7 separate regions of the Mus musculus genome follow, and all the other regions are linked to region 3. The links are chromatin loops, found by intact Hi-C in ENCODE. Cell type or tissue: heart. All regions are shown on one strand.

Region 1 (4,000 bases), 210 kb before region 3:
GCTGACATAGCACTGGTAGAGCACTGGCACAGCATTGGCACAGCTGGCACAGTATTTGACACAGCACTGGCATAGCTGGCCCTGGTTAGAATCAGAAGCTCAGGATCCTCTGTCACTGTTTACCCAAAATCAGAATTGCAGCAAGATGATGTGTTTGCTCTGAGCCCCCAAGAGACATGCTAGCATCTTACCAGAAGCTTTAGAAAGGGCTCCTTTGTGTCTTCAATCTGGCCAAAGTGGGTGGCACATGCCAAGGGGACTCTGGACATCTAGATAATGCCAACGTCAGGCTAGTGGCACAACCTAGCACTGGTGTGAGGGCTTTGGAGGGTTGGGACTGAGGCCACATGGAGAGTTGACTTACTGCTTCCAAGTGGAAATGCAGGGTCTGCCTTGTTACTTCAAATGATTTGTCACTTTAGAGTCACCCTGTGGGACCAGATACCTATGTCAATTCCCTCGATGACAAAGGCATCATCACACATTTTAAGGTAAAATGTACCAGCATTTTAAAAAACCTAGAGGAAAAAATAAACTTGATATGCTCCAAATACAAAGGGGAAAGAGTCTTTCAGCGGTGGGATAAGCCCTAGAAGTGAAGCTGGGGTGTTCAACACTGGAGGGAGGGGCAGACCACCTGTCATTTATGGGTAAACAATGGAGAAACACAAGAAGCAAGGTGGAGCCTTGCCTTGCTCTGCTTCTGTGACCTGAGGTAAGCTGTCTCATCCTTCTGCACCCATCTCTTCACCTATAAAGGTGTATGATTTGTATCCTAGAGGCCAAATCCACGAGTGATACAGTGAGGCACTTTGAGCAATGTCAAATAAACACTTAAAACTGGCACTGTGCACACCTCTTGCTCCTGCTAACTTCCAACCCACATTGAACTCTTACCATGAGTTCCCCAGACTTCCTCTCTAACAAATTCTCCAAATGAATATGCACATAAGATGTGTGGTAGCTATGCTTCTGAGGCCTCTCCCTGAAGGTTGTTTGAGCCTGTCTTAACCCAGCATCAGCCAGCAGGGTACACCTAAATCCTTGCCTTCTTTGAAGCCTGCGTTCCCAAGTCTATTCTGCACTGAAGATCCTTCAAATGCTGCACAGTTTCAAAGCAGATCCATTTATTTGTTCAACAGATCTATCAGGTATCTCCAGTGTCCCGAGAATACCTTACAGGTACAGGTATGGATAAGATACCTGACTCTCAAATTACCCAAGGAGCTAAAGGGAACTGCAACCCTATAGGTGGAACAACAATAGAACTAACCAGTACCCCGGAGCTCTTGTCTCTAGCTGCATATGTATCAAAAGATGGCCTAATCGGCCATCACTGCAAAGAGAGTCCCATTGGACTTGCAAACTTTATATGCCCCAGTACAGGGGAACCCCAGGGCCAAAAAGGGGGAGTGGGTGGGTAGGGGATTGGGGGGCTGTGTATGGGGGACTTTTGGGATAGCATTGAGAATGTAAACGAGGAAAATACCTAATAAAAAAATAAATTTAAAAAAAAAAAGATACCTGACTCTCAGGGTGTTGTTTTTGTAGGCTCATGGAGGAATTGGTTATGCCACACAAGAACATAACTAACAGGATAATGTTGGAGCCCAGTAAAGATCACCAATTTGGGGTCAAAATGAGAGCACCCATTTCAAGGCCCCCTCCTGCTACACTCCTAGGCAGAACGGTTTGAAGTACCTCATTTTGACTGAAGGGTGAATCCCTGGGTGTTTTCAACAGTCATCTTCTTTTTAAATTTGCTTATTCATTTGCCCGTTTAATTATTTATCCCACAAGTATATGTTAAGGCCAAAGATTCTTCTGCCCAGCACCGGGAACTCAGAGTGGAACAGACCTAGTCCCTACCTACATGAGACAAAACTTCCCCATTGGTTAGCAGAGCTATTCCAGTCAGATCAGCTGGGATACCAGGTGCCCTGATAGTGTCGGCTGACATTGAAGAATTTTAAAGGCTGAATAGAAAATGTCCAGGCTTCATTTCTGAGGCAAATGCACAGAGATGGAAACTTCCTTCCAGTAGCTGCAGGGAGGACAGGGTAGCTTCAGAGTGTGGAGTGGGGCAGGGAATACAGAAAATGAGGGCTGGGACAAGAGGTAGCTTGTGGAATACTTGGGTGAGATATACAGCCTGGACCTGGAGAAGGAAGGAAGAGGGTGGTGCAGGAAACAACTCTGGGTTCTGCCATCCTTGAGAGAAGTACCCACATATGTGCCAGAGTCATCCATTATCCACTCCTGGCCCCTGGTGGGCAGACATGCACATAACCAGCATCACCACCATAGGAAGGAATGGAGCGTACAGTAGCTGAAATTGTGCACATCTTCTGACGGAGCTGTTGAGTTGGTAAAGTTCTTTCACCTGATTTAAAAGTCAAGTCACAAGTTCAGAAAGTCAGGGAAGATTCCCCTCCTCCCACGGTGCAACACTGCTTCCCTCTCCGGTCATCCATCTGCATGCGATCCATCTGCCTCCTCTCATCTCCTGTCCGTATCTATTGGTATTTTTCTATAAGCTGTCCAGAGTCTCAAGCACACACATGTTCAGTTGCCTGGACTTTTAACATTTGTGCTATTGAAAAATGGACTTTAGGGAAGTAAAGCTATAGTCAGTTTTGCATTACAAAGAGTTCTGTTCCATAGCCCTGTGGGGAAAGGTCTACAGAAGGCGGTCCTACAGGTGGGACCAAGAGAACAATTGGGCAGTTCACATGGGGATTTGAACTGAGCAATTGATGGAGAAGATCGGTGAGAATAAGTTCTGGCATTAGAATGTTCATACTCAGTGACTCACAGCATGTGAGGGGGAGACAGGGAGATGCTCTGTAGGAGCTGCGGGGTATGAAAGTGGGCACAGGAAGCCAGAGTTAGAGAGAAGCACATGAGCTGCACAAAATGTGGTAGAAAAGGGAGTCCTGGAGTGCAAGGTGTAGACTTCTGGGAGCTGTCGTTGCTGAACCAGGAGTGATAGACCAGCTCACCAATCAGGAAGAGGGGCTGAGATGTCAAGAGAACACCCATTCCCAGAGTGCTCTAGAAATGGAGCCTACCAGAGAAGCAGAGAAAGAGCTGATCGGGAGAATACAGCGTGAGGTTCAGAGAAAATCTGAGGAGCCCACCAACCAGGTCAGAAGAGCAGGAGGGTCAGCAAGGTATAGACATTCACTGGTGACATTTCCAAAGCAGTTTCAGACACCACTGCGAAGATAAGGAGGCAGAGACAGTATCTCAGGCTAATTTTAAATCGATGTTTTTATTGTGGGGGAGGGGCAATGAAAGATCAGCTTTCTGCCATGGGCTGCTTATAGAAACACCAGGGAGACGTCTCAGAAGCCTGTTGATGTCAGGCTCCGCTCAGCTGCAGCACGCTGCTCTTTTATTGTTTTCAGATGCAGTGCAGGCACCTGATCTTAAAACCTCCTGAGGTGGTACAGAGACGGCTGCTGAAGCTCAACAGAGGCAAAGTGGGACATGGAGGGACCGTGGTTATCAAACTGATTTTTCCAAAGTGGGAGAAATTCTCCAGCATTTGGAGACCATCATGACAAAAGTAAAGAGGCAGAAAGGACGTACAAAGACGCTGCGTGGGAGGGAGGAGTCAGTGTTCATGGTCCAGCTTGGGGGAGGAGTCGGTGTTTATGGTACAGCTGGAGGGGAAGAAAAGTCAGTCTCTATGGTACAGCTGGGGGAGGAGTCAGTGTCCATGGAACAGCTGGGGGGAGGAGTCAGTGTTCATGGTACAGCTGGGGGAGGAGTCAGTGTTCATGATACAGTTGGTGGGGAGGAAAGAGTCAGTGTTCATGGTACAGCTGGGGGAGGAGTCAGTGTTCATGGTCCAGCTTAGGGGAGGAGTCAGTGTCCATGGTACAGCTGGGGGAGGAGTCAGTGTCCATGGTACAGTTGGAGGGGAGGAAAGAGTCAGTGCCTATGGTACAGCTGGGGGAGGAGTCAGTGTCCATGGTCCAGCTTAGGGGAGGAG
Region 2 (4,000 bases), 1.9 Mb before region 3:
ATGTAGGTTTTGTGGTCTGTGCCCAAGGCAGATAGATGCTCAGGCCCATTAAGGCCTGCCCTGTCCCCTGGCCGCCTGGGCTGGCTCAGAGGCTTTCTCTCACCTGAGTTCCTCCGAGTTTTAGGAGAAGTTTCCGGCTACAGAGCAGAGGGTCCATGTTCTTTCCTCACGGATTTTCCGCTCAAACAAACTCATTCTAGGCCGTGGCCATAGAACATTTCTGCCGTCTGAAAAACGCGGAGGATGGAGGGGGAGCAGGAAACACTCAGCAGGGAAGCGTGGATCAAATTAAGAATATTACCCAAATACATCCAGTGTGACAGCCGCCCGCCATCGAGGATCCCCTGTGTGCTTCTCCATCCCACTGCCGATGGCTGTGAAGCCTTCGCACCCGAAACCAAAGTCGCTCATGGGCTATGTGGAGACCCAGGGTGGGCAGGACAAACTGTGAGGCTCCTTTGATGGATGCATGCTAAGCTTTAATTTTGGATTTGCCATTTCAAATTTGTGGAGCAAGCCGTCCATTCACCCTGTGATTTATTTGCACTTGAGCAGAGGTTACAAGGTTCTGACTCTTACTGTGATTTCCCCCCCTGCATTGGTCAAGGAGGCAAAGTGCATGCTCTGTAGTATCCCTCAGCCTCAGTTTTTCCTTCTGCAAAATAGGCCTGTGATGCCCACACAGCTCCATCTGAAGGTGCTAATGAACAAATGAGTGACTGTTTTTTTTTTTTTTTGTTTTTTTTTTGTTTTTTTTTAACCGAGACTGTCCTCAGATTTGCAATCTGCTTCCTTCAGCCTCCCAAGTGCTGGGATTACAGGAATGCACCACCACACTGTGCTATGTTTTGCATTTTGTGGAATGTCATCTAGCTGGAACACACAGTATAATTCCTGCTCAGATTCCCGGCAAAACTGTGGAGGTGTGTGTGTGTGTGTCTGTATCTTTGTGTATTTGTATCTGTGTATGTGTTTGTCTGTGTGTGTGTGTATTTGTATCTGTGTGTGGTGTGTGTCTGTGGCTGTCTATGTGTGTATTTGTATCTGTGTGTGAGTGTGTGTGTATCTGTGTGTGAGTGTGTGTGTATCTCTGTGTCTGTGTGTGTTTGTATCTGTGTGTGTCTCTTTGTCTGTGTGTATTTGTATCTGTGTGTGAGTATTTCTTTGTGTGTGTCTGTCTGTGTGTGTATTTGTGTCTCTCTTTGTGTGTGTTTATGTGTGTGTATCTGGGTGTGTATTTGTATCTCTCTGTCTGTGTCTGTCTCTCTCTCTGTATCTGTGTATGTGTCTGTATGTGTTTGTATCTGTGTGTCTCTGTGTCTCTGTGTGTGCATTTGTATCTGTGTGTGAGTGTCTCTGTGTCTGTGTGTACAAGTGCACAGGCATTAGCATGCTTATGCAGGTCAGAGATGGATGGTGTCATACTGATTTGAGTGAGACATGTCCCCAGGCTCAGGCATTTCAATACTTGATCCCCCAGTTCGGATGTTTAGGAGGTGTGGCTTTGGTGAAGGAAGTGTGTCACTGGGGCAGGATTTAGTAGATTAATGTCTTGTCACTTCCAGTTTGCTCTCTTTGCTTCAAGCTTGTGGTTCAAGATGTGAGCTCTCAGCTGCCCACCCCTGCAGCCGTGCCTGCAGCCTGCTGTTCCCACTTCTATTCTAGTGTCAGCAAACCCAAGGAGAACAGATGACCTACGCAGAGACACAAATCTAGATAAACATCCTTTTGTAAGTTGCTTCTGGATGGTGTTTTCTCACAGCAACAGGAGAATAACCAGCACAGGCGTCTTCCAAATCTCCCCACAGTTCTTTTGTTGTTGTTTGCTTTTTTGAAGCTGTTTTTTTCCTTAAGCAAGGCCTAGGCTGACCTCAAACTCCCTCTGCAGCTAAGGCTGGCCTCAAACTCCTAATCCTCTTGTCCTCTTGCCTTCATCTCCCAAGTGCCAGGATTATGGGAATGCACCATCAGGCCAGCCTTTTTTTTTTTTTTTTTTTTTTTTTGAGGGAGAGAGAGAGGCATGTCATTGAACTCTGAACTCATTGATGAAGAAGTCTAACTGGGCAGCAAGCCCCAGGAATTTTGTTTGCTATGTGACTTTAAATCCATGATGACAATCCAATCCTCTATGAAGATTATCATAGAGGTGGGTGTTGTGAGAAATCTCTGAAACTCCTCAGTTTTACTGGGAGCTAGTAACAATACAAAGTCTTAGGGGTTAGGGGTATGGCTCAGGGGTAGAACTCTGGCTTAGTATGTAGAAGGCCCTGGTTCAGGCCCTAGCACCACAAAATGTCCCCACAAACTTCAAAAGGTAACATACAGGTGGCAGTGATCGTGTTTGGAGAATGCTGTCTCTCAGGGTTTTGAGTTTGCCGTGGATGATCTTATAACCTCCTGACTGGGACAGTGAGTCTGTGGGTGCTAATCCAAAACATAACAGCAGAGGGCAGCCTGTGCCCAAAAATGGCAGCTCTTTCCAACAAATTCCACCAACGTTGCTGTCTGCTGATAACAGAATCAGCGAAAGCAGCTCTGGACTGCTGCCTGCTTGGGGTCTCTGCATGTAAATTTACCTTCTTGAAAGATGTACAGCAACAGAGTCAGAAAATTAGAACTCTACACGGACCCATAAAAGACTCCATGTGGGTTCTTGGTCCTCACCCAGTCTGGCTTCCCTTTCTCCTCTCAGGCTTTGGTCTTATATTCTATGGGCTGCAGCCCACTCCCAGGAGCTTAGCTGTGAGGTTTTCTCACACTGGAAGGCTGCTCCCTCAGACGTCACGTGGCTCATTCTTTTACCTGTGTGAGATCTTAAGTCACAGACCTTAACTCTGAACCCCCCACCCCTTTTTAAAATTAACTCCTTTCAATACTCTATATCTCGATTTGAAAGGAAGCCAGGGCAGAGACTGTACACTACTGTTACTTTTCTCCAGTCTTAAGAGATTAAACTTTATAACTGAAAAAAGAAGGTGGTTAACCCAGAAGGTAAACTCCTAAAGTCAGAACCGTTTCCCAGATCATGTCTCCATTCTGTGTCATCCGCCGAGGATAAGCCTCCTGGTGAGAAGTGAGCACTTTAATAATTGTTTGTTGAATGGAACTACATCACAGCTCTGCTTATGAAAGACATCGAGACTGTAAGGAACAAACTAGCATTTTAATGAGCTTTTGATTCTAGAATTTGGGCTGGGCTCAGATAGGTGGCATTTCCAATATAGACCAGGGTCTACTGGTCTCCGCTGAATTTCTGTCCCTCCACAGTTATCTGCCAGGCTGGCTGAGACACCTCAGTTTTACTCCACAGGGGCTCTTGGAATGGTTTATAGAAGCTGTGTTTTACCTCATTTAAAATGTATTCACCAGTCAGACAATGAGAAGGTGTCTGTTATTCAAAAGGCATCCTTAAGGCTGCAAAATTGATAATAGGCAGAAGCTGGCCTCAGTGCACCGTGTTATGCCCTCTCACTGTGGGTGAGACATCAACGCCTGCCCTTGACTTGGGGCTGGCCCTGTAACTTGCTTTGGCTGATGGTATATTAGCAGGTGAAATGCAAGCAGGGATTTGAAATAGGCTTGTAGGCTGGTGCTGGCCACGCAAGTGTGCCTGTGGAGAGACACTTAGAGCAGAGCAGAAGTAACTTAGCTATCTGATAGAGGCCAGTGCAGATGTGCAGAAACTAACTGATAGGCACATGGGCAAGTCGTTCAGTGTCAGCAGCAGAGCTGCCTGCCTGACCCTGGGCTGACCCCAGGTACGTGCACTGATTGCTCCCATCTCACTTGTCTCCACAGAGCATCTGTGATCTCCCTAGAGGATTTAAGGAGTCCCACAAGTCTAGTTACAGACCTAGCTCTGGAGGAACACGGTGACAGTGGCCAGACGCATGTGGGCTTGGGCGCTGTGCTGGACCATCCTTCACAGAACTGGTGATTCCTGGTAACCTCCCCTCCAGTGATGGTGCGCAGGCTTCCTTTAGGAAAAATCTCCCTTCTT
Region 3 (4,000 bases):
GATGTCCTCCAGGCTCAAACAACAGTTTCGGGGGTGTGGGGGGGAGCCTAGGAGAACACAGAGGAAGTTTCCTGTTTTGGACTGAAAAGGTTTACTCTCACCTCCACTTCCCTTTGCCGGAACAAAATAAACAGTCTTAGCTAACTGCAAACGGCTGGAAAGTGAGATTTACTCAGGAAGAGGAAAAGAATAAAATATGCCAATAGTACCATCTAGAACAGTGACCTCATGGAATTCGTTAAGCCTTCCCAAGCCTTGCTTGCTTGGTTCTGGTAGAAAAGACTATACTGGACCTGTCCCACCATGCAAAGGATACCGGGGACCACTCTGAAATGTTTCTGTCACAGGAGCACAGCTTGAAAACTCTGGCTGGGACTCACACCTGCACCTTCCCACCTGGAAAGGACTGGCAACTTCTCCCTCATCCGCCCCACCCCCATCACCTCTTAGGCCAAATAGTCGTAGCCCCCACCCCACCCCTATCTGCTTTTCTAATACTCATTAGATGACTCTGGACCCCAAAACTACTTACTTTCCTCCCAAGAGAGGAGCAGCCACACCCAGGAATCAGTCTTGGCCAGCAAGGCCTCCAAGACAGCTGTTGGGCCCGGCTCTGGAAGTTTCTCCCCTGGCAACTATGTGGGTGGCTCTGAGCCAAAGAAGTCCTCGTGGCAAAACTAGCAGGAAAGAGAGGGCAAAGATTCAGGCCAGGCCTCCGGTGTCCTACCCCAGCTCTGCCCACTGGGAACCCCCAGCACCATAGAGGACCCACAGATAAGCTTGGGGAACAGAGGAAATGCTGTTTGCTAATGGAATGTGGCCAGGACAGGCAGGCCTTCCAGAGCACAGCCTTGCTGCTTGGTGCTGGCCTGGGGGTGGAGGAGATGAGACTGGAGCTAAACCTGCAAATTCCTGGAACAGGGTGGAAAGAGCGCAGCACTGAATCCGAATCCCAAGCAAATGGGTTCCCCTCACACCCTTTGTCAACACTCAAAATCATTTTCAGCCTCCAACTATAACTCTATGTTACAAGCTGTGCCTTAGGGGGAAAGGGGGGGGGGGCAGAGAGCGCAGGACTCCCAAAACTTAAAACTGTGTTTGTGGTGCTGGGGGGGGGGGGGGACGCCAGGGACTCCCACTTGGTCAACAGGTACTTTATCTACTATCCAACAACCTAGCCCAGAGCTCAGCAATGTTTTAAAGCTTTCTGGAGAGCTTAGGCACAGCTGGAGTCCGGATCCAGGGAGCCATGCACTGTCCCCTGTACACTGCGGACCCTCACCACACAGCCTCACGGAGCCGCGAAGGTTGGTCTAAGGCGCAGAAAAGCTGCCCACTACCCGAAGTCGACTGGCAGGAAATCTGAAGTTATTCAGGCCAAATCCAGAAAGAGAGGAGAGTAGGAGGGCAGAAAAGGCGGGAGCGCGAGAGCGAGCGGAAGGGTGCATGGGTAGGTGGAAGACACTGTGAAGAGATGTGCAGAGGGAATGGAGGAATGAAATCGGGAGAGGACGGGAGGGAGGGAGGGAGGGAGGGGAGAAGGAAGGGAAAGAGAAAGGGAGGGGAGCTGCACATAGGTTCGATGAAACAAAGGGAGAAAAGCCGAATAAATGAGTCACAGATGGGGTGGGAGGGAGGGAGAGGAGCGCGAGGCTCCGCGCTAGACCTGCTAGGGACTTAGGACGCCGCTGCAAGCGCGGGCTCTGGTCGCAGGCTCGCAAACCTGAGCACGCGCGCAGTCTCAACTCGTGGACGCCGCTCAGGCTCTAGCAGTCATAAGGCCTGGGTGCCCCCTAGCGGTCATATGTGGCACTGCAGCGGCGGTGTGGCGGGACCTTGCACTCTTCCCTAGGGATGTGCGCTGCACCGAGTTCCCGAAAACTCCTCCTTAAAAGCCACTTCCTTGCTCTCGCTACAAACCTTAGGACCTCCTGCCCTGGCATCCTCTGGAGAGCAGAAAGATAAGCGCTTCCTAACGCTCTTTTCTGAAAAGGCTTCCTATTCCCTTCCGTGAAAACGGATCAGTAAAGGTGGGGGGGAGAGAAAATGGTTTGAGTTAATTTAAACTGTGTCTGCCGCGGGCAGCAATCCAAGAAAGGGTTTCCTTTTTTTTTTTTTTTAAGTCCTGGTGGAAGCATCAAGGGAAGCTCTTTGCTGCAGCCCAGCGGCCAGATGGAGCCAGGTTAGTCCAATGTGGAGGCTGCGGGGAAGAAGTCTCAGGCAGCCAGGAAGCCTAGGCCTGGTGGTGCCAGAGAATCACTGGGAATGACAGTGCTCATACTCGCTTGCAAACCCAGCATTCAGAAAGCAGAAGCAGAAATAGAGCCACAAGTTCAAGGGCAGCCTGGCCTCAGGACACAGCAATACCAGACTGAGCACTTTCCCCTCCCAGGCTGTTTGCATAGGTGAGCTTATTTCATGGCCAGAATCTTTGACGTTAGTACTATGTGTCTCCGTGTCACAAGGAGGAACCAGAGACCCTCAGGAATTAAAGGCACCCAGCTAACAAGTGGGTATTAAGCTGCTGGACCTTGTAGAACTTCAGGCTTCGGCTCTGCCTCATGGACAAAGCATGTGGGAAGTGTCTGGAGGCTCTCTCCAAAGTGACCCTGCCAGTGAGTACCCCGGGATGACCCTGGCTGTGGGTGAGGCTGATGACATCACAGTCCCTCCCACCTGTCGTCTCCCTCTGTGCTCCTCCACATCAAGGGGCACAGCCTGCCACTGGCATGGAGTCCCCAGCTTCTTCATCCGTTCAGCAGAGTGTTCAGAGAGTGTCTCCTCCGTGCCAGGCTGTGCTAGAGAGCCAGGAGACCAGACCGTGGCAAACACTAACTAGTAACAACCTGTGATAAACAGATCAGCCAGCAAATGCACAGTGTGGCTGCACATTTGCATGTGACAAGATTATGTACTAAGAGATGGCCTGGCCTAGGGACACCGATGTAAAAGCTCTTATTGGAAGCCGCCTCGAACTCAGAAGTTTACAACTATGCCCCAGCTCCCCCGCCCCATCCCTGGCCCTTCTTCATACCTGGAGTCTTAGACAAGGAAGCTAGGAGAGAATGAGGACCATCCCTCAAGGCGTTTGAACTTGACCCTGGCTCTAGACGGGAGATCATAGTGACTGTACAGCTCTCTCAGTGCTCAGCGCTTGACTTTGTTTACATCCTCACCACTGATCTCTGCAGTAAGCTTTTGAGGTAGATGCTCTTGATAAACCTGTATTTCCAGGCTCTAAAACCAAGGTGAACAGCTCCGTGGGGCACCAAGATTTTAGGAGGAAAGGGTTTTGTGGCACACAGTTTCAGGGATTTCAGTCCATGGTCACCGGCTTGCTGGCACATTGTGGTGGGAACATGTGACAAAAGAGAACATCCAGGAAGCAAAAGACAGAGGCTGAAGGACTGGGAGCTCCAATATCTATTTAGAGGCCACACCCCCATGACTTACTTCATGTCACTGGGCCACCTTCTAAAATTTCCAGCACCACTCACAGGCTGGGGACCAAGCCTCCAAATCCAGCTTCCAGCATCAACAACACACATTCCCTAGATAGTAGCCAGGGAGGCAAAGAAAATGTCAGCTCAGATCACTCGCCTCTTCTGTTAGGGACCAATGGAGGCAACACAGAAATAAAAGATCGCAGACAGGCATCTCCAGAAACAATTGCTCTTTAGCCAAAACATCTGGAGGTCTGCAGCCTCTCCATAGAGGTGAGACTGTGCTCACATGATGTTGGGGGGGCGGGTATTGAGGTCTTATAGTATGGAAAATGGGGAAGGTTAGGGCTGGAAGAGTCCATCTGGGGTCAGTTCCCCAGCAGTCAGGACATGGTAGAGGGTTTGGCCTGTGGATCTCCTTATTAGATGCTTTCACAGGTGTTATCAGACAAGTCAGCTTTCCTTCGGGACCCCTCGGTCCACCTGAGGCTTGTAGGTCATTAACCTTCCACCTTCAGCAGCTCTAGACTGGGAGTGGCACATACACTGTGATGACA
Region 4 (4,000 bases), 1.3 Mb before region 3:
GGTTTCTTCACTCTGTAGTTTGGGGGAGTTTTTGAATGGCACTTGATATCTGGTTTTCTTCTTAGCTGACTTCATTTAGGGAAGGCAAAAATATTTTATTTTCACAGTATTGTTGGGTCACAAAAGCTCACTGGATCCCTTTCCTCTCCCGTCATGTTCAGATGACACACCAGTGCAAACCCCACATGTGAGCCTGTGCCTGGCATTTGTTGCTCTCTTATTTAGATCAAGACACCAGGAAGGCATTCCAAGCTGGTGTTACGGACTTAGATGGAAATTATTTCTTTACTATTTTTTTTAAAATTAAGAATTTTTCATAGAATACATTTTGGTCATATTTTTTCTCTTCTACAGCTCCTCACAGGTCCTTCACACCTCCTTAACACCCGACTTCACATTCTCTCTCTCTCTCTCTCTCTCTCTCTCTCTCTCTCTCTCTCTCTCTCTCTCTCTCTCCCTCTGTGTGTCTGTCTGTCTGTCTCTCTTAAAAGAAAACCAAACCCACCCCAAACAAACAAATAAACAAATAAACAAACAAGAAAAATACAAATAAAAACCAACAAGGCAAAACCTAAACAAAAATCCTGACTCTCCTGCATCCAGGCTTAGGGCCTGCCCTGGCATGTGTTTGATCTTGGATTTAAATGGTTGTTGCTGAGAGAATATGAGAAAAGAAATAATTGGTTCCACACATCAGACAGTGCTGAAGACCTCTTAGGATATGATAGGATCTTGTTCTTTAAAAGACCTAGAAGTATTTATAATTTCCTCTTCTCCTTAAAACATATTTTTCAGCCAGGCATGCTGGCACACTTTTTTTTTAATCCCAGAATTTGTAAAGCTGTGGGAGGAGGGTCCTACATTTCTCATCAGCCTGGGCTCCATCAACAACGTGAAGTTGCCTGGATGACAAAGTAATAACCTGTCTTAAAAAGTACAGTTTATGTTATCCCATAAGTATCATGAATATTTGCAGGGTAAACGTGATAGTTAAATGTATATGCACAAAATTGTTAGTGTTCCTAATTTATCAAATTATATGTATCTGATTCTTTACTCTGTATCCCACAAATATTTATTATTAAGATAATTAGTAAAAATAAACTTGTCATATTAGTAGACATAAAATAGAGAGAAATGAGCAGAGGGAGATCTTTCTCATATAATATATGTTAAATTTATAAAAGTCCATTGTCAGTAGGATGGGGAAGGGCTTCATGCCTTCCTGGACCTATCTGAGATGCTATGTGACTTTTAACTACAGGCTCCCTGTGTAGCAGAACCCCTGTAGGAGGGTCCTGATTTGCCTCTCTGATCCAATGGAGTCCTCTTGAACTTGACCTCCTTTATTACAATGTATATCAGGGTGGGAAGGAACAGGACTCTGGAGCCAGGTAATCTGAGTTACCATCAATTCTGCAGCTCCTCTCTGTGTTTTGTCTCCACACTAAATGATGGTGCTAATGGAGGAATAACTTTGAATGGTGGTTATCAACTATGTTACCATCACTGTTTACCTACATCCAGTTTGCTAAAAGCTGCCTTAGCTCAGTGGAATGCATTTCTTATCTGATGTAGCCTAGTCTTCCCAGAAGTCGTACTTATCTGCCCTGATTTATATTCTCTCTCCCTCTCCCGCCCTCCCTCCTTCCCCCTCTCTCTCTCCATCCCTCCTTCCATCTTTCCCTTGCCCCTTCTTTCCTTTCCTCCTTCCTTACCTCCCTCCCTCCCTTTCCCCTTCTTACTCAGCATTTACTATGCACCTGGCATTTGTCAGACAGATGTAGCTGACTCTAACAGAAGGGAAGGATAATAGTTTTCAGCTCTCAGGATCCACAGCCTAAAGACAGAGCGGAGGGAATGTTTGATTGTGATTCATCTTCGCAGCCCATTTTCCATCTTCATTATTGATACAATATCCTCAGCATGCAGTTTTATCCACAGTCTTTGGACAAGCCTCACATGTCCTCAGTTGACTACTTAGAAGCTGTGGTGGCCCCACTGGTTCCTACTTCTTTTTTTAGAACACCAATACCTGTTCATCCTTCCATAGTTCCCATGGATCCTCCCTTTCTTGGGCATGATTCTAGCTTTCCATTTTTTTCCAGGGTATCTGGAGAAGTCTAACTCAGCGAGGTTATTCTTCAGCATGTATCATTGGGTGCCTTATTGCTTGCCCAAGAAGAGGGTCAAACCCCTTAGGGGATTCTTTTTGTTTTAATCCCAGGGAAGAGTGGGTGTTGCCACTAAAGAATTCTGTTTCGTGGATTTGCTGTCCCAACCACTAGGTGTCACTATTCTACATAAATAAAACAGGAAAGACTTGGCCTTGGCACTGTGAAATTAAGTCTTTGGTTGGGGGATCTAGCAGGTTGAGGAACCCACTCATTCTGAAGTGTCAGGTAACAGCAAGCACTGTGCTCTCAAGCCTAGCTAGAGTGCAGGAATAGCCTGCATTAAAAGGCTCTGAAGTCCAACTATCAGACATGTAAATCCAGCTTCTGTCTATATCTGCATTGGTATTGATCCTTTTAAATAGTCTTTAAAGATTAACCTCTCAGAACAGACCTAATGTACTATAGAATGCAGGGAACAGATCACTTCATTATTAATATAGCTGTTTGGGAAGAAATATCTGATAGGATCAGGGCATCACATAAAACCTCACAAAAGAAAACCTCTTCCCTTTCTACAGGTGACCCTCTGTCTGGCAGAGAAATCATACATTGCCACTCAGAGGCAAATAATGAGATTGTTACTCTATTCTCTCCCCATTTTTTTAAAAAAAGAATTTTTGAATAGTTGTATCCGTTTAGGAGAATCTGCTGTGCTTCCTCAGCTAGGCATGAGGACAGATTAACAGGCAAAGGCAAGCGACCCTGCACCCTCTGGCAGCCAGCAGTTTCAGTAAGTCGGTGAGCTCTGTCCTTCTACCTCTGTTACAAAGAAGCAGTTTCTGAAGCATGGCGCTGCGTTCCAGTGTTTATACAAATTCAGGGGCCTTGCTGACCAGCATATACAGCCCTGCAGTGTTTACTGTGTGATAAAGTGTTAAATGGGAGTCTAGTCAACCACACGAGGGTCTGGATAGGCTGTCCTGCCTTTGACATGCTCCTTCTGGGGGAACATCTAATTTTCTAGGCAAGGGTATGGCCACAAAAGCCAGAAAGCATCTACTTTGATGGAATTGCACTGGACTCTTTTAAGGCGGATTCAATCCCCTACATAAAGACCAACACTAATGGTTTTAAAGCAGAAAGTACAGGCAGAGATGAGACTGTCTGATTAACAGTTCCACCATACAGCATCTCTGTGCTGTGACCCCACGGTGGGTTCAGATTGATCCGCTGAGTAACACTATGCACACTGATCAATGCAAACCTACACATTATTTTCAGTTCTTTTCTCTTACAACATGGCAGGGCATCTTTGACCATCTGCTCATGCCTGATAGCACACTGGTACGTAACAGAGACTGTAGAGGTCAGGTGCCTGCCTCCCTTCCTTTAAATTCCTCTGACACAAATGTCCTGAAAAGGGTTTTTGAGAAACCAGTTGTTACACATATCTGGCAGAAAGCTTTGGTTATTGCTGTAGAAATTTCAGTGGGCTCAAGATTCTCTCTGACTATTTCAAAAAGAGGCCAGTTGTAATCCACACAGTGTGGACCTGTGGAATCAGGCTAGAATCTTGACAGTTTGTAGGATTTTTGTTTTGTTTTGTTTTTGTTTTGTTTGTTTTTAAAGCAATAACAAATAGATTGTTGGTCACTATGTAACTTCCTAGCAGCCTAGGGTTCTCATGTTATCAGGTTCTATCATATGATAATGGTAAAAATAATGTAATATCAGTTTTTTTTTGGAATAGAAAAAAAGTTTTTTTCCATAAAGGGCATTTTGAAATGGGTCATTAACTCATTTTATTAGTACATTAATGCTTTGAGTGCTGTAAAGAAATAATGTATCAACCTACTAGGGCTACCATTGATGCAATAAAGAGT
Region 5 (4,000 bases), 1.0 Mb before region 3:
TTTTTGTCGGAGACTTGTCCCTACTGCCCTGGCTGCTGGGAACCAGAGGGGGCCTGTAGGTTTCATTCATTCTATGCCTCACTTGTAACCAAACCCCAGAACTGGTCCACAGTTCCTGGCAAAACATGCCTATGCTTCACAGCAGCACTTACACCTGTTACTGATGTAGACAGGTGCCTCCATCTTGCTTGACTTATTTTACAAGCTTCCATAGCCAGGCATGACTGACCCCAGCAACACTTTCATAGATAAAACATCAAGTGCATTCAATGAACATTAACCATCTCACTGACCAGATACCCTGGGCCACACAGAAGAAACGCAGATAACTTATTTACAAAAAGCCAAGATTCATTTTAAAGATGCAAAGAGGCAGAAACCAAATGACCTCACTAGTAGCATGACTCTTACCATGTCATTCTCTGAGAACACACAATGAAGAGATAGGATTCCTATGGAGAAACAACAGCGATCTGCATTTGCGGTGAGCAGTGAATTCCTTGGAGGTGTACTGAGAAGTGCATCATAATTGTATAAAACATTTCTGATTGCTCCTGCTGTCCATCCTTGTTTTATTTGATGAGAAAACTGGGGTTTGAGGTGGTTAAGTGCTTTTCCTTTAGTCTTTCATACAGCAGAGCCAGAGTTCCTAGGCAGTGGAAATAGCAAGGGGGCTATCATCCCAGTATAGAAGATGCTGCCTCGGAAGGACTACTGCAAAGGGCCTGCCAGGCGAAGAGCTAATCTCCCTGATTGGATGGAATACATTGCAGACATCTGTCAAATGATCATGCTTCAACCCACAAATCAAAAAACTGACAAAATATAGACACAACCTAAAGAGCATATGGGGTCACAAAGTAGTGAGGGTAGTAGTCAGACCTTTGTCACTGGCAAAATGCCCGACACTTAAAAAAGTAGAAAGATTAGTTAAGAACACTGGCTCAAATCTGTAATCTCATCATTTGAGAAGCCAAGACAGGAGATTCTGAACTTTTAGACCAACCAGAGGATTACGTGAGAGCCTGCTTCAATAAACAAGAGTGAAAAGAACGAGAAATCAATCTATTTCAACACATGGTTTTGGAGGGTTTGGTGTCGAATGGTAGGGAGGGCATGGAGGAGCACAGCGCTCAGGTCATGGCGCTTATGAAGCAGGGCTTAAGAACACCTGGGTTAGCAGGCTTCCTCTTTCTTTTATTTTTGAGATTGTAATTTAAATACAGCGTTTCTCCCTTCCCTTGCTCTCTTCCATTTTCTCCCTCCACTCTCATGTACCCCTCCCTGCCCTTCTTAAATTCATGCCCTATTTTATCAGTTATTATTGTATGCATAAATATGCAAATACATATGTGTTCCTAAATATAACCTGTTGAGTATATGTAATGTGGATTTTATGTGTTTCAGGCACTGGACAATCAGTTGTTATGCTCTTTCCAGCGGGAAAGCCACCTCTCCCATTCCCAGTTTACTCAGTTGCCTGTGGTTCTATGTGTTGGGTTGAGGCCTTGTGAGCTTTCTTCTCATCCACTTCTCATGTCTATTTTTTTCCTCATTCATCTCATGTTTATGCAGTCATGTTGGTGAGAATTTGCTGGTGTGGCTTCTAATACTTGCTAGAAGTTACAATCTCAGAGCAATCTTCCTGATCCTCTAGCTCTCACAATCTTTCTGCCTTTTTTTTTTCTGGAATATTCCCTGAGCTTTAGGTTATGGGAATGTTTTGCAGATGCATCCACTTGGACTACACTCCACAACTCTACATTTTGACTGGTTGTAGTTTTCTGTAGTGGTCTCCATATATTAGAAAGAAGATTCCTAGATGAGGGATGAAGACTACACTTATATGTGGGTATAAAAACAAATGTTTTTAGGTTGTAGTTAGGGATTATGCTAGTTTAATAAAATAGTGATTATAGATTCTTCCCCAATAATCATGACTTCAGTAGCATTGAGTGATTAGCTAGGTTTCCATAACTGTCCATGGTATCCCTCTTACTGAGTGGGTCTTAAGTCCAATTAGAGAGTTGTTACCACCACGATATTAGCATCACTTTGCTACCTATAGGGTAAATGCTATTTTGATGCAGTTCATGGGTATGATAGCTAGGTGGGGCTGTTGATTGATTTTCTCCCACCTTTGTAATCTTGCATAGCCCCTTCTGATTCCATGAAAGCTCATCCGTATGGAGGGCTGTTCAGATCAGTCGAGTTCAGGGGCCTTTGGGCCATGTTTCTGAAGTATATGGTAATTTTACCAATAGATACTTACGTTCCATGTCTGGAGGGTAACCAAGGGCAACAGTAATAGGTTGTATGTTTTGGGAAGCCTGTTAGAAAGCCCTGGCCAACAACTAAAAAGAGAGCTTCTCTCTCGTTTCTGGCACATTCTGCCATTTTTAATACCTTCTGCCAATGGGACAATGCTAATTGCATTGAGAACATGCCATCCGTCTCAGTTAATCATCTCTAGAAACATTCTTATAGAAGCAGCTAGAAGCCTGCTTCACTAATTCCCTAGGTATCTTTTCATTTAATTAAGTTGACAAACAAAAGAAACTATTAGGCAGGAGTAATAAAGCAAAATGTAGACCAAGAAAAGGCAAGACTTGAATGAAAACCTGGCATATTGGCAGTTGCCATCACAAACAAGCCACATTTTCCTTCCCTCCCAGGTTGAGGTTTGTTGGGGACCCACACAGCTTAAGGGTGCAGGGCTTAGACATTCATCAGAGTGGTGGGTACGCTTAGGAAGAGCTTATGGGGCTTGGAACATAATCAGATGCTGGTGAGAAGCAAGGAGGGGTGGCAGCATTCCTGAGGCAGTGACAGCCTGACACACAGCTGAGAGGAAAGCAAGAGGTGAGATGGAGAGACCTGGAGGCCATCCTGCCACTCACTGTCTGTTAACTGTGAGCACAAAGGGCCTGAGCAGACGAGCTGACACCTCTGTAATCAGTGCTTAATTGTTGGATGTGCCCTTTGAGATGCTGAGCCAGAGGATAGGAAATAAGATTGCAGATAGAAGTCAGTGTGCAGGGTTCTGCAGAGAGGCCCTCTTTGAATGTACATAAACAAAATGTTAGACAAGTACATTCCAGATGGGATCCCCAGTCAGGGGCAGGTGATGTGTGTTTTACCCTCTAATTTATTCAAAATAATGGAACAGCTTCTCTTAGGATATTTGGATAGGACCTTCCATGCACAAAGGACAAAGGGCTAGACCACAGTGGTTCTCAACCTGTGGGTCATGACCCCTTTGGGGGTCTAATGACCCTTTTACTGGAGTTGCATATCAGATATTTACATTAGTATCCATAACAATAGGAAAAATACGATTATGCAGTGGCAACAAAATAATTTTATCATTGGGGGGGGGGGTCAGACGAGAAACTGTACTAAAGGGTCGGAGCATTGGGAAGATTGAGAACCACTGGGCTAGAGAAAAGGTTACTGTTGTGAAGACACAGAGGCTGGAGGCATTTCAATTTTAAAGCCATGTTTTTCTACCTGTAAATTTAGGAAATATTGAAAGGAATGTCTACAACCCCACAAACACCAAACAGTGAGTACAAAGTTAGTCAATAAACTCTCTCATATGAACAGGCACACGCACACACACACACACAGACAGCTTTGTAAAGATATAGATTTAGCGGTGACTCATTTACAAATGCATTTTTAAAAGACTGTGGAACCCCTAGCTCTTTCTGTCCATATGTGCTGTCTAAATAGAATGGAACCAAGAAGTCTTTGCCTGTCACATGGCTGTCTGTTGATGTTAAAGACAAGTGTCATATTGAGAAAGATTAGTGGACAGGAAAACACAAGCAATACTTATCATTTGTGCAGCATGAAGCATGAGCCCTGGGTGGTGCCTAAGCCCTGCTGAGTTGTGAGGATTTCTAGATGTTTAAGATTCAAGCATAGCGAAGAGAAGTATTTCTGGTACTCCCCTGGTGTATATGCCACATTGAAGTGTTTGCCGATGAGGGTAAAC
Region 6 (4,000 bases), 1.2 Mb before region 3:
AAAGGGCCCATCATGTAAAACTGGGAGGCTGGTAGAACTGGGATTTGAATCAGTTCTATTTAGTTCAGCAAGATAAGGCTAGATGTTTAGAACTAGCCAAACAGCCAGTCTGCATGATAAATGCCACCCCACCTCTGCCCGCTGCCCTCTGCCCTGCTCTACTCTGCCACCACTGTGGCCTTCATTTACATCCTCTTTCCCATTTGCCTTTTATTGGACTCTCTTTCCTTTGAAATTCCTGAAGCTCTTGCCCTCACTTACTCTCCCAACTCTCTCCAAGGATGACTTCTTTCTGATCCCTTTATACATGGAAGGCTTCATGTGATTCACAACTTGGTCGTTTCTTCTACCTGCAGGGACCCATGTACACACTGTGTTTGACCCACAGAGCCTCCACATTCCAGTTACTAATGTAATAAATCGGGTCATCTATGAATCAACTTTGTGCTACATGCTCCTCTGCCTTTTACCACCCAGACACATACAACTCAGGAAGAACAGAAAATCCATTCAGTGTTTCTAGCACTCCCTCATCCCCACCTTGCACAGCAAAACGGGAAACCGTGTGCTTTTTTCTAATAAAACAGATTATGTCAGATTGCATTTAAACCCCAAATGGCCTGTCACTTCCAAGATGATGGCAGAGGCACTTATAGATCTTCATTTGTTGAGCAGATACATCAAGTCTCCAAGACCACATGAAACTACTACTGTCCCTATCTCCATTGTGCGGAAGAGATAGTGGAGACTCAGAGAGGTCAATCACGTCTCCAGAATTCTAGAGCCAGGGAATGGTGCAACAGAGAATCAGGCCCAAAGAGTGGGTCCAGAGGCCAGAGGTCATTCTTAGCCCTTGCAGTCTGAATTACCAGCTTTGATCCACTCAAGGCACTCAAGACTTTCTGAGGTATGTACATTTTGTGAGAGTCTCTTGGGTTTCTTGACCAACATAATTGGAAATTGGAGAGAGGTCCTAGCCAACCACTTAAGAATAATATATAAGAATATAATTAATGCTTATATTGAGAGTAAGAAATACATGCTCCTAGAGACATTTCAAATGTGGCTGCTGCGTCATGAGTACATCAGTAGGTGGCAGAGAGGCAAAAACCCATGTCCACACTCAGTGTTCTGACCTATGAACATTTGAATGAGTAGCCTAACATTTCCTGAAAAAAAGTTAACATGAGACCACTACCAGTCCAGCTCCGGGGGACCTAGACAGGGAGCTAGCCTGACACCACCACCAGTCTGGCACCAGCAGTCCAGACAGGGATCTCAGAACAGGAAGCAAGCTGGAAACTAGAACTGCTTTGGACCACAGGCCCTGGGTGGGAGTGAGTCAGAGACAGTTGACCCTCTCGAAGGCCCACTCACTTGGGTGAGCTGTGTGAGGAGTGAGCCCAGGACAACCACCAAACTGGTAGCAGGGTTCCTGGACAGAAAGCTAGCCCAAGATGACCACTAGTCCAGCACCACACAGGCCTGGGGGTTCAGACCATGCTCGAGGTGACCCCTACCAGATGACACAATGCACAAGCGGGGTATAGCACCTCTGAGACCACTCCTAAGACAACCCCAGAGCCAGATACCGCAGGCACCACTAAAAGGAGTGAGTGATAGAGAAATGGAAGAGAAAGAGAAACAGAAGGATGTGTACACAAAGAAGAGAGGTAGAACTGGAGACTCAAGGGTAATAAGGAAAAGTCAACTGTGAGTAGCTGGTGATGCCAACTAGGACCATGGTGAAGTCCTGGTCTGTGCTGCCACCAGGGGTCACATCTGAGTCCATGGAAGGCCAGGCAGATGTTGATGTCTGAGGGTTGTGCAGAACTATCTTTACTCGCTACCTGGGCATCATGGGATAGTTGGCCCTAGAGGCATGGAAGCAGGAGAGCTGACCCTGCCCTTCTGCCTCCAAGTTGCAGTAATGGGGTAAGTGCACCCCCCCCCCCCATTATGGGAGTTGTGGATTAGCTGGCCTGAGGATTTGAGTATGGGAGAGCTGGACCTACCACCTATCTCCCTGCAGTGGCGTGTATGTCAGAAATATACTCTCCTCCCCTCACACCTCACCACTTACAGCAAGTGGGAGACATGGCCCTGGGGTCATTAAAGCAGGAGAGCTGTCCTTGCCCTTCACCAGCTACAACACTTGGGAGAACAGGATCAGCACCTTTCCTGGGCAGCAAAGTAGAATTGGCCCTGGGTGTGGGGGCTGCTGGTGAGACAGCCCCAAGGACATAAGTGTGAGACAGCTCGCCCTGCCTCCTGTCTGCTGGGCTGTGGCACAGAAGAGGGAGAGACACCCTTCTCCCCTTGTCTCTTGCGCGCGCCCAACTGGCCAGGAAGAACGACTCTGCAACAGGATCCTTCTGCACACGTTTATTCAGTCCTGTTTCTTCTTGTTTATATCTCCCGAACCCTGGGCCTCTCACTCTTTTATACTCTCAGTTCCCATCCACACACAGCAGGCCACGCCACCTCACCAGGCACGCAGCTTCAGCTAATCAGGGCAGCAGGGCATATCTCCATCAAAATGGATTCACCAGTATCCTGGTACACCTGCGCAGCTCTAAAGATGTTTGTGGCTTATATGAGAAAGTCAGGTGCAGGTCATACGACTTAGCTGCAGTCCCTGGTGCCTTTGGGACTGCCGCCACACCCGCTCCTCACACTTGTCCCTCACCACATATCGCAGCCTGGAGAGCTAGCTCCAGGGTTATAAGAGTGATAGGATTTTCCACATGCCTCACCAGCTGCAATACTTGGGAGAACAGACCCTGTACCTAACCTGGGCAGCAAGGTAGAGCTGGCCCTAGTTACAGGGTTTTTGAATGAACTAGTCCTGAAGGCATGAGAGTAGGAGAGCTTGTGGTCTGACCATCTAAGACACTTCTCAGACCCAGATCCAGAGCTTTGAATTGGCCCATCACAACATCCACCCCATCGATGAACTGCTCGAGTGTACGAAGGGTCTGGTTCGACAAATCCAATACTAGAGGATCTCCATGACACAGGGCAACAATAAATAGGGTAACCAAAAGGAGTCCCAGTGATATTCCGGTACTGATAGAATAACAGAAGCCACAGGAATTGTATCAGACCAGCGAGTCATTAGAATAAACATTTGTGAACAAAGAAGTGTGGACAAAAGAGTATATTGTGGGATATACTGTAACACACTACAGCTTCCACAACAAGATTTCTTGTTCTCTGTTGGGGAGGAAGTTGAATGGGTAGAGGGTTGGTATGAGAGGAGGGGAAGATGAATGAGATTGGGTCCATGATGTGAACTTCACAATAAAAACAATAAAAGTTGAAAAAGGTAAATATACCCAGGTAGGGTAGGTGTTTATTATCATCTTCATTATGCGTATAGGTTATATACCAATATGCTAACATTTCTTAGAGCTTAGGGGAATTTTGTTAAGCAAATGACTGAAATTGTTCAGATTCCACAACTTGAGAATCAAGAAGAGAATTGCATCAAAATTATGCATTGCCTTGGACAGCAATTTCATTCAGGGGCTGAATCAACGAGAAATGTTCATCTCCTTCATGTGCTGAGTGTTTTTATACGCAAAGAGCAGAATAATATGATCATGGGGTGATGCTAGCTGCAATAATTCTTACAGGAAACAAAGGCCCAGGCCATTACTGATGTGTCTACACCAATAGGACTCATATCTGAGCTGAATTAATTATACCAGAATTGCTCATTCCCACCATTCCTCTGTTTTTTCAAGCAACTCGGTGACTTTGTAGAGCTGTCGGAATAGTAGTCAGTTGTGTGGTTTGGCATGAGTAAACAGTGCTGAGTTTCAGTTCTCAGCAGAAGAGAAGTCAGTAAATGAAGGCAAGCTCTGGCAGGGTGAGAGCATGCCAGAATCCCCTAGCTCTGCTTGGCACTGATTTTTTTGGGGGGGGGGGAGGGCAGAAATAAGAATGGGGTAGAAGTTTAGTCAAACTGTTTGATTGGCTTGCAAACATCAGTTTG
Region 7 (4,000 bases), 1.4 Mb before region 3:
GGGAAGAGAGGAGAGGAGGGAGGGAGCTGTGATCAGGATATAAAGTGAATAAAAAATACTAATGATAATGATGATCTCCTGTTTCGCAAAGGACAGGGATGCTACCAATATGGAGATAATATGTTAATTGTAGTCTGAGTCCTTCTGCATACTGTGTTATGTTGGGTGTATTTCTATTTGTTCTCATGGTCCCTCCCCATTGGTCTTTGTGTCCTTTCCGGTGATGTTCCTTCTTCAGTGACTTTACACTTACTCTTCATTCTGACAGACTCTGTCTCTGAACCATTACATGATCACCTCTCCATTGTCATTAAAGCCTCAGCTTCGATTCCACCCACTCACAGACATTTCCTCTGACTGCAGCTTCTAAATTGGGTGCCGTCTTACCCATGGCTTTCACATACAATCTCAATTACCTTCCTTCACAGTTTTAGCCAATGCACCTGTCTTACCATGATTATCATATGAGAGCAGGGCCTTCAATCTCATGTGCCACAGCATCTACAACTAGAACATTATTATATCCTAGAGCTTGCATCAATTAACCTCTCCAGAGCAAAGCGCTGCAATAATTAGTGACCTCAAACCGCAGCCCTTCATTTGGTATGTGATTCTGACCAGCTAGACAGCTCTTACTTGAAAGACCTCATCCAGCTACCAGGCTGGTTGGTAGATGCATAGTCTTGCCAATGTCACTCTCATGTCTAGTCTGGTAGCCTGAAGCAGCAGAGACAGCATGCACCATGTAACCTGCTTCTATAACCCGCAAGCCTGGGCCCTTTCACAAGAATGTGCAAGCAATCTGACCTGTATTCATGAACGAGCAGACAGCTCAGGGATGCGAGGAAAAGAAATCACACAACAGGATCCTCAAGAATAACAAACCAGACAATTATACTTTTATCAAATAAAGAGCATCCAGGAAATCAAATAATTAGGACAATCATGAATGATTTCAGTGAGATTTAGGATAGTGCACATGGAAGATCAGGCCATGGCTGTGAAAACAGAGCAAGAAGAGGGTAGGACCGTGAACCTAGTAATTAAAAGTACTTTCTGTCACTGGAAATAAAATCCAGCAGACAGGACGCATAAGGGAAGGAATGCAGTTAATGACTGTGCCAGCAATGTTGGGAGGAAGGAATCACGCACAACCGAAGAGAGTGTGAGGGAAATACAAAGTGGCAGGGATGTCTCTCATTATTTTACTGTGGTTCTAGATGCAGAGAATGAAGTCAACACAAGATGGACATTTCAATAGCCTATTAGAAAATAATTTCCCTGAGACAAAGGTATAAATGTCTGGTTTGAAATGAGCCTCAAAGAAAAATCACATGCATTAAAAAACCCCACACCCAGAGGAAACTCAAAATTTCAAGGAGAAAGAAGAAGCATTAAAAGCTTCCTGTGTGGAAAGAAAGTTCACTGGCAATGACAAGAGAGTCGGTCTGAATTCTCATCAGTAGCCGTAGACACCGGGAGATGGTGACATTGCGCCTTCAAATCTCCCAGTGTATGTAATTTTGAACCTTGGATGCAGGACTCAGTCTAGTCTTGGAAAGAATAATTTAAAGTCATATTCTAAAATGTGTGGTTTGCTGTTTACAGACATTGCTAAAATACAGCACATGAGGATGTCAAGACGGGGAGACTCCCCAGGAACACGAACCCGGAATGCACGGAACGGGAGATTTGGGGCAGTGCAGAAGAGGCATGTAAAATTAAACAGTGCTTGAGGGGAAACACTTAAACCATGGGATTGAGGAAACTTTCCGGCAGTAGAGTCTCCTCAGTGGATCTCTTCAAATTACTTGATGACAATGTTGGTACAGTTACAACCTTCAAGGTTGCTACTTTTAAGAATCATTTGTTGAATTTTTAGTATCAACACACAAGTAATATCAGGAGAGTTAGATTTATAGAAAAGAACATAAAAGTCATAAGTTAGTCAGTGTGAAAGCTGCAGAGCCAGGGAAACTTGGAGAATGATCAGAAGGGGACAATGGGTGTCTGTAGATGGTGATGCAATTCTCCATCCAAATGTCTGCATAGTAAGTGCATTCTCACTGTTATGGGAGGTCATCCCTCCATAGAGGAGCTCCTGATGCTTGTTGGTGTGCGATGTTGTCTGGAGATTGGGTGTTAACTCCTATCTTTATGGCTTCCTTTACAGAAATTCTAAGCAGGCCAATCAATTTTGTCTGAGCCTTATAGTCACTTCTCTTATTTAGACACTAGATGGCGCCCTAGAGACGGGTATGGTGTAAGTTGGCTGTTGGTGTGCTGTCATAATTTCAGCAGAAGAAGGCAATCCTAGCTGAGGGTTGTCCTAAATCCACAGTTGGTCTATTGACCTTTGCAGAAAGAGTCCCTAGTGAGGGTAATCTGTGCCCAAAAGCCTCTCCCTGGAGTAGGGTAGGGCTAGACACTGTCTCCACACCAGCCTGCACTGGGCAGTCACTAACTGTGAGATCGGCTTCCTCTGCATGCTATGCTACCAGTGCTGCACAGCTGGGACGCACCCTGAGCCCACAGTCGACTGAGAACGAACCAACGATGATAATGTATGTAGGACCCACAGTGCCTGTCTGTTGCGTGTCCCAGTGCAAACGGATGCAGCTGACAGGGGCTGCAACACCGAGGCTGGTCCCGAGGGCTCATCTTCAGCAGGTCTGGGAAGGAAGCCCCATGGGGTCTGACTGGTATTGCTTTTACCAACCCAGTTTGCGTTCCAAGCCAAAGTTCCAGGTTTACTGCCCTTTCCTAGCCCCAGCAGAAAGGCTCTTGCCCTGTGCTACCACACCTGAGGTTGAAGTATTGGTGAACGTGAGCTGCTGGCCATTAGGGCTGATACGGACCTGTAGCTGACCAAACCAAATACGTGTGCTATAAGAGTATAGTGTCCATTGCATCTCAGGGTAAGCTTAGAGACTTCACCTGTAACCATTAGCCTGGACAGCGGTGAAGCCCAAGGCTGGGATCATACCTGATTCTCACAGCCACAAGGACCTGCACAGCCTTGGGTCTGATGTTTTTGAGGCCACCTCTAACACTGGTGGTGACCCAGACAGAATCTCAAGTCCACCTGTTGGTATGTAGGTCAGTCTAGAGGCTCCATCCACAAACTACTCCCCGGGTGTATGAGTCTTTGTTTATCGCCCGGTTCTGGGTCTTACAACAAGAGGCACTTACTGAACATCAGCACCTTGCTCTAATGTCCTGTAGGTGGAGTGCTGATTCCCTCTGCCGCCAGTGGTTGGAGGTGAGAGGAGGGGTAGTCAGTCAGCTTTGGTTAGCATTAATTCCAGTATCATGTTTCCATTGGTGTTGGATCTAGGAATCGAGGTCTGGGTCTTGTATTTGGTTTTACCCCGTGGGGCCCGAGTTTCAAGTCTAAGGTGTGGCTTTAATTCCTTCTCCTTTTCCACCCGAGTTGCTTGGCTGGGAGGTGAAATGTGGGCAGCTCCTTCCTGTCTTCTTCAGTGGGTCTTTTGTTTATACTAAAATCTAGTACTGTGGTTACCTACCCAGCTTCATTAGCAGTGGGGACTTGCTGTGAGGATCATACTGGTGATTCCAGAGGACACAACAGCTAAAAGCATCTGGCTCAGACCACCTTGCTTTGCTTGTTTGGTTTGTTGGAAAGAGTCTCCCTTTGTAACCCAGGCTGGCCTTAAGCTTGGCTACTCTCCTGCCTCAACTTCTGATATGCTTGGGTAAAAGACCTGTGTCACCACACTGCTTGCTTCTCCTGCCTTCTTTAAAGTTGATGAGTTTAAAAGGGGAATATGCTCACAGAATTTAAAGTGGGTAAACATTTTTGCTATATGTAAGTATTACTTTAATTAAAAGTTTCTTAAAGAAATAGAAAACCAAAGTGATAAATTAAGTGCATACATCATGGACTTTATTAAAAGTTTAGTGAAAATGCAGTAGTTTGGCACAGTTAGAGTAACAAAAGGTTAATATTAGGTATGGTGGTCATGACTTTCAGGCTGCT

What was found. Peaks named below come from ENCODE experiments on the same cell type or tissue, not always from the same donor. Only the 100,000 strongest peaks of a DNase experiment are listed, where the experiment ranks them.
Region 1: a loop joins it to region 3, with 7 times the contacts of the local background. A loop is called at or near these places in 5 of 42 quality-filtered maps.
Region 2: a loop joins it to region 3, with 9 times the contacts of the local background. A loop is called at or near these places in 15 of 42 quality-filtered maps.
Region 4: a loop joins it to region 3, with 9 times the contacts of the local background. A loop is called at or near these places in 20 of 42 quality-filtered maps.
Region 5: it touches region 3 in a loop (20-fold over the local background); 13 of 42 quality-filtered maps call a loop at or near these places.
Region 6: it touches region 3 in a loop (5-fold over the local background); 7 of 42 quality-filtered maps call a loop at or near these places.
Region 7: it touches region 3 in a loop (6-fold over the local background); 6 of 42 quality-filtered maps call a loop at or near these places.

Annotation. Positions count from the first base shown.
Region 1 is chr7:125,179,491-125,183,490 of GRCm38, forward strand. No RefSeq gene overlaps it. Among named protein-coding and RNA genes, the nearest start is that of Gm30501, 29 kb to the right of the region's middle. In heart, a CTCF peak has its summit at 2,283 (motif pointing left); no DNase peak of the experiment used is centred here.
Region 2 is chr7:123,521,946-123,525,945 of GRCm38, forward strand. No RefSeq gene overlaps it. Among named protein-coding and RNA genes, the nearest start is that of Zkscan2, 23 kb to the left of the region's middle. In heart, a CTCF peak has its summit at 2,444 (motif pointing right); no DNase peak of the experiment used is centred here.
Region 3 is chr7:125,392,045-125,396,044 of GRCm38, forward strand. No RefSeq gene overlaps it. Among named protein-coding and RNA genes, the nearest start is that of Gm30560, 3.9 kb to the right of the region's middle. In heart, CTCF peaks have their summits at 1,833 (motif pointing left) and 2,034; DNase peaks (open chromatin) are centred at 767 and 1,807; H3K4me3 peaks cover 1,371 bases; H3K27ac peaks cover 1,260 bases; H3K27me3 peaks cover 273 bases.
Region 4 is chr7:124,126,891-124,130,890 of GRCm38, forward strand. The region is part of intron 1 of Hs3st4 (heparan sulfate (glucosamine) 3-O-sulfotransferase 4); the gene reads left to right. Among named protein-coding and RNA genes, the nearest start is that of Gm25759, 17 kb to the right of the region's middle. In heart, a CTCF peak has its summit at 2,285 (motif pointing right); no DNase peak of the experiment used is centred here.
Region 5 is chr7:124,381,545-124,385,544 of GRCm38, forward strand. The region is part of intron 1 of Hs3st4 (heparan sulfate (glucosamine) 3-O-sulfotransferase 4); the gene reads left to right. Among named protein-coding and RNA genes, the nearest start is that of Gm23168, 110 kb to the right of the region's middle. In heart, a CTCF peak has its summit at 2,104; no DNase peak of the experiment used is centred here; H3K27me3 peaks cover 484 bases.
Region 6 is chr7:124,145,243-124,149,242 of GRCm38, forward strand. All of the region lies in intron 1 of Hs3st4 (heparan sulfate (glucosamine) 3-O-sulfotransferase 4), which reads left to right. It overlaps Gm25759 (a small nucleolar RNA gene), which reads left to right and starts at 1,039; the gene lies at 1,039-1,167. In heart, a CTCF peak has its summit at 1,780 (motif pointing right); no DNase peak of the experiment used is centred here.
Region 7 is chr7:123,962,513-123,966,512 of GRCm38, forward strand. It overlaps Gm26974 (a long non-coding RNA gene), which reads right to left. Exons shown (of 4, transcript XR_003946874.1): 4 at 3,882-4,000. Among named protein-coding and RNA genes, the nearest start is that of Hs3st4, 18 kb to the right of the region's middle. In heart, a CTCF peak has its summit at 2,235 (motif pointing right); no DNase peak of the experiment used is centred here; H3K27me3 peaks cover 311 bases.